2 separate regions of the Homo sapiens genome follow, and region 1 is linked to region 2. The links are chromatin loops, found by intact Hi-C in ENCODE. Cell type or tissue: IMR-90. All regions are shown on one strand.

The links. Peaks named below come from ENCODE experiments on the same cell type or tissue, not always from the same donor. Only the 100,000 strongest peaks of a DNase experiment are listed, where the experiment ranks them.
Region 1: a loop joins it to region 2, with 16 times the contacts of the local background. A loop is called at or near these places in 1 of 110 quality-filtered maps.

The regions. Positions count from the first base shown.
Region 1 is chr5:115,740,645-115,744,644 of GRCh38, forward strand. All of the region lies in intron 1 of LOC124901048 (a long non-coding RNA gene), which reads left to right. Among named protein-coding and RNA genes, the nearest start is that of CDO1, 74 kb to the right of the region's middle. In IMR-90, no CTCF peak of the experiment used is centred here; no DNase peak of the experiment used is centred here.
Region 2 is chr5:115,808,564-115,812,563 of GRCh38, forward strand. CDO1 (cysteine dioxygenase type 1) reads right to left here. Exons shown (of 5, transcript NM_001801.3): 3 at 2,598-2,752. Among named protein-coding and RNA genes, the nearest start is that of CDO1, 6.1 kb to the right of the region's middle. RefSeq lists a silencer at 1,469-1,763. In IMR-90, no CTCF peak of the experiment used is centred here; a DNase peak (open chromatin) is centred at 2,458.

The sequences.
Region 1 (4,000 bases), 68 kb before region 2:
TAGTAGTTTCATAGTTTGAAGTCCTAGATTTAGGTCTTTAATCCATTTTTATTTGATTTGATTTTAGTATATGACAAGAGATAGGGTCTAGTTTCATTCTTCTTCATATGGATATCCAGTTTTCCAGCACCATTTATTGAAGAGACTGTCTTTTCCCCAGCATATGTTCTTGGCAACTTTCTCAAAAATGAGTTCACTGTAGGTGTGTGGATTTGTTTCTGGGTCCTCTATTCTCTTAACTTTGAGCTATGTGTCTATTTTTATACCAGTACCATGCTGTTTTGGTTACTATATCTCTGTAGTATAATTTGAAGCGAGGTAATGTGATTCTTCTAGTTTTGTTCTTTTTGCTAAGAATAGCTTTAGTTATTCTAGGTCCACAAAAGTAGTTCCATATAAGTTTTAGGATTGTTCTTTCTATTTCTGTAAAGAATGTCATTGGCATTTTGATAGAGATTGCACTGAATCTGTAGATTGCTTTGGGTAGCATGGACATTGTAACAATATTGATTCTTCCAATCCATGATGATGAAATATCTTTCCATTTTTTGGTGTTCCCTTCAATTTCTTTCATGAGTGTTTTATTGTTTTCATTATAGAGATCCTTCACTTCTTTGGTTAACTTAATTCCTAGATATTTGCTTTTATCTGTGGCTATTGTTGATAGAATTACTTTTTAGTTTTTATTTTTTACATTGTTCACTCTTGGCATACAGAAATGCTCTGATTTTTGTGTGTTGATTTTGTATCCTGCAACTTTACTGAATTTGTTTATCAGTTCTAGTAGCTTTCTTGTGAAATCTTTAGGTTTAGCTTTTTTAAATACAAGATTATATCATCTGCAAAAAAGGACAATTTGGCTTCTTCCTTTTCAATTCACATGCCCTTTTTTCAATCTTCTCTGATTACTCTAACTAGGGCTTCCAGTACTATGATGAATAACAGTGGTGACAGTGGGCATCTGTGTTATGTTCCCAATCATAGAGGAAAGGCTTTCAGTTTTTCCCCATACAGTATGATACTATTTAATATCTGTGGGTCTGTCATATATGGCTTTTATTATGTTCCTTCTATCCCAATTTTTTGAGGGTTTTATTATGAAGGAGTGTTGAATTTTATCAAATGCTTTTTCAGCATCAATTGAAAAGATCAATTGATCATTTTTATCCTTCATTCTTTTGATATGATGTATTATGTGGATTTATTTTTTTATGTTGAATCATCCTTGCATGCCTAGGATAAATCCTACTTGGTCATGATGAATGATCTTTCTAATGTATTGTTGGATTTGGTTTAGTAGTATTCTGTTGAGGATTTTTGGCATCAATATTCATCAAAGCTATTAGTCTGTAGTTTTTTGTTTTATTTTGTTTCAATGTGTTTTTGGTTTTGGTATCAGGGTAATACTGGTCTCATAGAATGAGTTTGGAAGTATTACCTCTCCTCTATTTCTTGGAATAGTTTGAGTAGGATTGGTAACAGTTCTTATTTAAATGTTTGGTAGAATTCAGCGGTGAAGTCATCGGGTTGTGAGCTTTAATTTGCAGGGAGACTTTTTATTATGGCTTCAATCTCATTTCTTGTTATTGGTATGTTCAGGTTTTGGATTTCTTCCTGTTTTAATCTCAGTATGTTGTATGTATCTAGGAATTTGTCCATTTCTTTTAGATTTTCCAATTTATTGGCATATAGTTGCTCATAGTAGCCACTAGTAATCCTTTGACTTGCTGCAGTATCACTTGTAATGTCTCCTTTTTCATTCCTGATTTTATTTAATTGGATCATCTCTCTCTCTCTCTTTTTTTGTCTGGTGAAAGGTTTGTCAATTTTTTTAACTTTTCAAATAACAAACTTTTGTTTCATTGATGTTTTGTATTGTTTTCTTCATTTCAATTTCCTTTATTTCTGCTCTGATTTTCATTATTTCTTTTCTTCCAGTAACTTGGGGTTTAGTTTGCTCTTGCTTTTCTAGTTCTTTAAGATATTTATTTTAGATTGTTTATTTGACATTATGGCACTTATAGCTATAAAATTCCCTCAGAATTGCTTTTGCTGTATCCCATAGGTTTTGGTATGTGTGTTTCCATTGCTTGTTTCAAGAAATTTTTCAATTTCCTTCTTGATTCTTTCATTGACCCACTGGTCATTCAGGAGCACATTGTTAAATTTCTATGTATTTGTATAGGTTCCAAAATTCCTCTTGTTATTGATTTCTAATTTTGCTCCATTGTGGTCAGAGAAAATGCCTGATATTATTTCAATTTTTTTGAATGTTTTATTTTGTGACCTAATATATGGTCTATCCTTGAGAATTATCCATGTGCTGAGGAAAAGAATGTGTATTCTGCAGCCATTGGAGGAATGTTCTGTCAATATCTATTAGATCCATTTGGTCTATAGTGAAGATTAAGTCTGATGTTTCTTTGCTGATTTTCTCTCTGGAAGATCTGTCCAATGCTGAATGAGGGGTGTTGAAGTCCTCAGCTATTATTGTATTGGAGCCTATCTCTCTCTGTAGCTCTAATAATATTTGCTTTATATATCTGTGTGCTCCTGTGTTAGGCACATACATATATTTAAAATTGCTATATCCTCTTGCTGAATTGACCCCTTTATTATTATACAGTGAACTTCTTTGTTTCTTTTAATAGTTTTCTGTCTTCAAATCTATTTTGTCTCACATAAGTGTAGTGACACCTGCTCCTTTTTGATTCACACTGGCATAGATTTTTTCCATCCTTTTATATTCAGTCTATGTGTGTCTTTACAGATGAAGTGTGTTTCTTGTAGGCAACAGATCACTGGGTCTTGTTTTTTTCATCCACTCAATGAGTCTATGTATTTTGATTGGAGAGTTTAGTCTTTTTACATTCAATGTTATAATTGATAAGGACTTACTCCTGCCATTTTGTTATCTGTTTTCTGGTTGTTTTGTGGTCTCCTCTTCCTTCTTTCTTTCCTTCCTATATTCTTCTAGTGAAGGTAATTTTCTCTGGTGATATGATTTAGTTTCTTGCTTTTTATTTTTTGTGTACCCATTGTATGTTTTTTGTTTGTTTGAGGTTATCATGAGGTCTGCAAATACTATCTTATAACTCATCATTTTAACCTGATAAAAACTTAACACTATTTGCATAAATAAACAAGCAAAAAGAAAACTAATAAAAACTCTAACCTTAACTTCATCCCCTGACTTTTTAACTTTTTGTTTTTTTCTATTTATTTATAAATTTTTGTTCAGACCATGTCTTTAAAAGTTGTGGTAGTTATTATTTTTATTGGTTCATTGTTCAGTCTTTCTACTTAGGATAAGAGTAGTTTACACACCACAGTTACAGTGTTACAATACTCTGTGTTTTTCTATGTACTTACCAGTAAGTTTTGTATCTTCAGGTGATTATTTACTGCTCATTAATGTCCTTTTCTTTCTGATTGAAGTACTTCCTTTAGCATTTCTTGTAGGACAGGTCTGGTATTGATGAAATCCCTCAGCTTTCGCTTATCTGGGAAAGTCTTTATTTCTCCTTCATGTTTGAAGAATATTTTCACCAGTTATACTATTCTAGGGTAAAAGTTTTTTTTTTTCCTTCAACGCTTTAAATATGTAATGCCACCTCTCTCCTGGCCTGTAAGGTTTCCACTGGAAAGTCTGTTGCCAGATGTATTGGAGCTCCATTGTATGTTATTTGTTTCTTTACTCTTGCTGCCTTTAGGATCCTTTCCTTGTCCTTGACCATTGGGAGCTGGATTATTAAATGCCTTGAATTTATCTTCTTTGGGTGAAAACTTCTTGGTGTTCTACAACCTTCTTGTATTTGGATATTGATATCTTTTTCTGTGTTTGAAAAGTTCTTGTTATTATCCCTTTGCATTAAACTTCCTATCCCGATCTCTTTCTCTACCACTTCTTTAAGACCAATAACTCTTAAATTTGCCCTTTTAAGATTATTTTCTATAATATATTCTGTAGGCATGCTTCATTGTTTTTTATTCTTTTTTG
Region 2 (4,000 bases):
GAAACAGCAAAGGGAAAGCTTGAGAGAATGTAAGCCTTACATTGTAAGGAATCTCAGGATCACAGCTCACCCCTGGCCTAGAGATCAACGAATCTGTGCTGAAGCAGTCAAGAGGCCCTGGGAGAGAGATCTTCAAGAAGATTAAACACACACACACACAAAAACAAAACAAAACAAACAAAACAAAAAAACGAGATGAAATACTCAATTAAAAAATGTTAATAAACTTACACAGTTACAAGAAAGTTTCAGGGATTAATCAAGTAATGAATTTAGCATAACTAATGTAGGCACCCCATGAGGCTTTGTGCTTTCTTCTTTATGATCTAGCTCCATGAGTGCACATCATAAAGAAGAATGAAGCATAGAACCAGAAGACTTAAGTTCTACTTCTAGGTAATTAGCGATGCTATCTTTGAACAAGCCACACATTCTAGGATCTTTCATTTTCCTTATTTCTAAAACTGGTGCCTAATTCTCAGATCTGCAAATTCTTTGATCCTGTAGCTTGTTGTGTTCATAATATACTGGCTAAAGCACAGTTTTGAACAAATGTTCAACACTGCAGGTCCACGCATCATCTAATGCATGCTGACAATCCTGCAAGCAAAGACCCTGCAAAAACAAGACACCCATCCTTTAGAGAAGCTCCTATTAATAATCCAGGCATTATTATTATATTTTGATCTTTGCTTCTTTTTCCTTTATGGTCATGGTGTACCCTCTGTCACAGTAATACTGGACTTTTCTTGGGGGTATTTATGAAGCAGAGTTAGGTCCAGGCCCGGTCGACCTTTTGCTCATTACAATAGGCAACTTGGTCTCCTTGCCCCAGTCCTCCCTTCTCCTCCACCCTATGTTGCATGCTGCCACCAAATCGATCAAGATATTCCCAATTATAACTCTGCTGACCAAAGAAAGTCCTTACTTTTAGCTGGTCTTGCAGGCCCATACCCTGAGCTCACTTTACTCTCCTGCTAATCCACTGACCAAACCCATTCTTCTTTCTTTCCTTCCCCCAATGCTTGAATAGTTTCCATTTTTTACAACAATTGTACCTTCACTTGTGCTCTTCCTTGTACTTGCAACATCCTTCCCCCTGATCACTATCCATCTCCACCCCTACTCCTGCATCTGTAAGAATCAGAGGTTGAAAATTTGTGGCTTTTAAGTTATTTGGGTAATTAGTCTACAGAAATAATTAACATATCCCACCGAATATTTTAATAATTGGCAAAATTTCATATAAAACCCAGAATTTCCAACTTCTATGGAAAAAGAAACCAGGTTGATCTCACTGGAGCTGGGTGGCCACTGCTGTCACCTTAATATGAGGCTTGTATACTCCAGTTCATACCAGGCCTCACCACAGCTTTATCCCTGATGTATACCACTTCCTTATCTGTTGAGATTCTATAGGTTTTTGCATTGAAGACCTTTAAAAAGCTTACCTATTCTTAAAGATCTGATCTATTTTCACAAGCACTCTGACTCCAGCTGAAAGTAATTATTCTGAAAGGTGTGTGAATGCTTTACTTCTGAAATTATTCTGAAAGCTTTACTGTGAATGTACAGACAACAGAATTTTCTTGGAAATCTGGTGTGCCTTATAGATAGCAACCCTCACATTATTTGGGTAAATGAATCAGAGCTTCCTGCCACATAGGAAACTAACATCCTTGTGTTATGTGAATGAGCGACAACTTCCCATACAATTTGATCTTTGCAAGTGACTTGTATATAGGCCAAATATCGAGGCCAGTAAGATTTATGGAGAAAAAAACTTGCTTTGCCAAAAAAAAATCCCCCAAAGCTCTATAATACTTTATATAGGTGGGGTACATGCTGATGAAGAACATAGGTTTTTCAATCAAATTGCTTAGGTTCAAATTCTGGTTGCCACTTAAAAGCTGAGTAACCTTGGACAAATTGTTTAATCTTCCTATGTGTTGGCAACCTCCTACGTAAAAGGGAATAAAAAACTATCTATCTGTCTCATATACATTTTAATGAGCTTTTTGGAAAGTTACTGTTCCTTTTAGGAATATGGAAATTAATCACTGCCTCTCTTGAAAAGTATTTGGCTATCCCATATCCCATTTAGAAAAGATAAGGAATTCTTGGTAAGATATGTATAAATCACTGGCCAATAACGTGCTTTGTAAAATTTCCCTCGAGGATACTTTTTAGGTATGCTATATGTATTTTAGAAAAACAGAGACTAGCTAGCATTCTTAATTAGTTACAGAACATTTTGTTCTATTTTCTAACACAAGGCTAATGTTTCCAACTTGATCTCTTTTGTTGAAAGACTCCACTGAAGTAAATTCATATTTTATTTTAACTGTCTTAAGTCTTGGCAAGTAAATGACTTTTCAGTGGATACTGATCTGCATGCATATGTTTTCAATAAGTGATTCCAACCAAGATACAAAGGCTTAAAAAACAAAACCTGCTATGTTTAAGTCATTTCCCAAGTATTTTAAATCATGACTCATGATCCAGGTTCTACTGCATAAAAAGTGTAAGTAACCAATATTTCAGACAAAAGGTCATGGTTCTTCCCACTTGCCCTTAGAAAAAGAATAAGATGTTACCATTGATGTAGGCACACTGGTTTTCCCTCAAGACTCTTTCAGACTTCTTGACCATCTCATTGGATTTTTTGTCAGGCCAGGCAAATAATGTCTCCTTTAGATTTCCCTGTAGCATCTTCAGAAAGCAGTGGGAGTTGGTATGATCATGAATACTGCTATATGTACACAAAATGACAACTGAACTCAGTAGATGGTCTAGTATCCAGACCTGCAGTAACAGTCTTCCCAGAACTGACACCTGCATACTGTCAATAAGCTATCTCCCCAGCCAAAATCCATTTCAGCTGAATTTTTAAAATGTTATCAACTTACAGTTCAACAATGTTCAGGGTAAAGTAATAATATATCATCTATATCAATTCATATAAAAGGTACAATTTTGATGCATACCCCTACTAATGAACAGTTTTTTTAACTTTGTTATACTACTTTGATAACAGAAACACAAAACCAGCAACACTTTATCTTCCCCCAAATACATATAACTCACTTAAACTGGGCTAGAATTTGATTATGAAAGTACATTAGAGAAATTTTAGAAAGGATTAAGACAATCATCCATAGTAATTGTACCACACTGAGAAGATCCACTTAACATTTAATGTTTTTTCCCCAAGGCTTTTGTCTTTTCTCCTTCCTTTGGGGAGCTGTGGGAGAGAAGGTATCTATATGTGTATTACCATCCTAAAGTTACACTGTATATAAAATGTTAACATTGTGTCAATTTACAGTGCTCTACCTGTGATTACCTTCCAACATTGGTGGGAAAAAGTTAATTGGATTTGAGGAAACAAAGGATTTATTTATGCAATCTCAGAGTGAATAGTATTTAAGTATATGAAGCAGTCGTGGTTACAGGGTTAATTAAAATATATGTATCTATATACATTTTGGGTATTCATTTCATCTATTGAATTTTATTAATTTATATATGTACCATAAAAAGAATTTGTTTCCTAAATCCACAGAGTCTAGTCCCACTCTGGACATAATGTGCTTTCAAAAATATTGAGAGAATGAATGGAAACACTTCATTCCATATGAGTAAATAAATGCACTCTACAGACCTAACTTTCCAAACACTTATAAATTCATGTTTTCTTTCATAAAAATGGATCTAAATTATTGCTTTTACCATTCTCAAGACTGAGAAAGGTATGTTTCAAAAGAGAGTAATACTTAGTTGATAATAAGACTGTCAAACGTGAAACTAAAGATAAATTAAGGAGCTAAGTTTCAAAGAATCAGTATAAGTTGCCTTTTCAGTAAAGAAACTAAAGAATTAACTTGAAGTAGAAAGAAATTTTCTGAATTTGCAATGCTTTTCTAGCTTCAAATCTCCATCCTTTGGTCTTTGGTCCCACGATTGTTTACACACCTCAAACACCACAAATGTCAAGTGT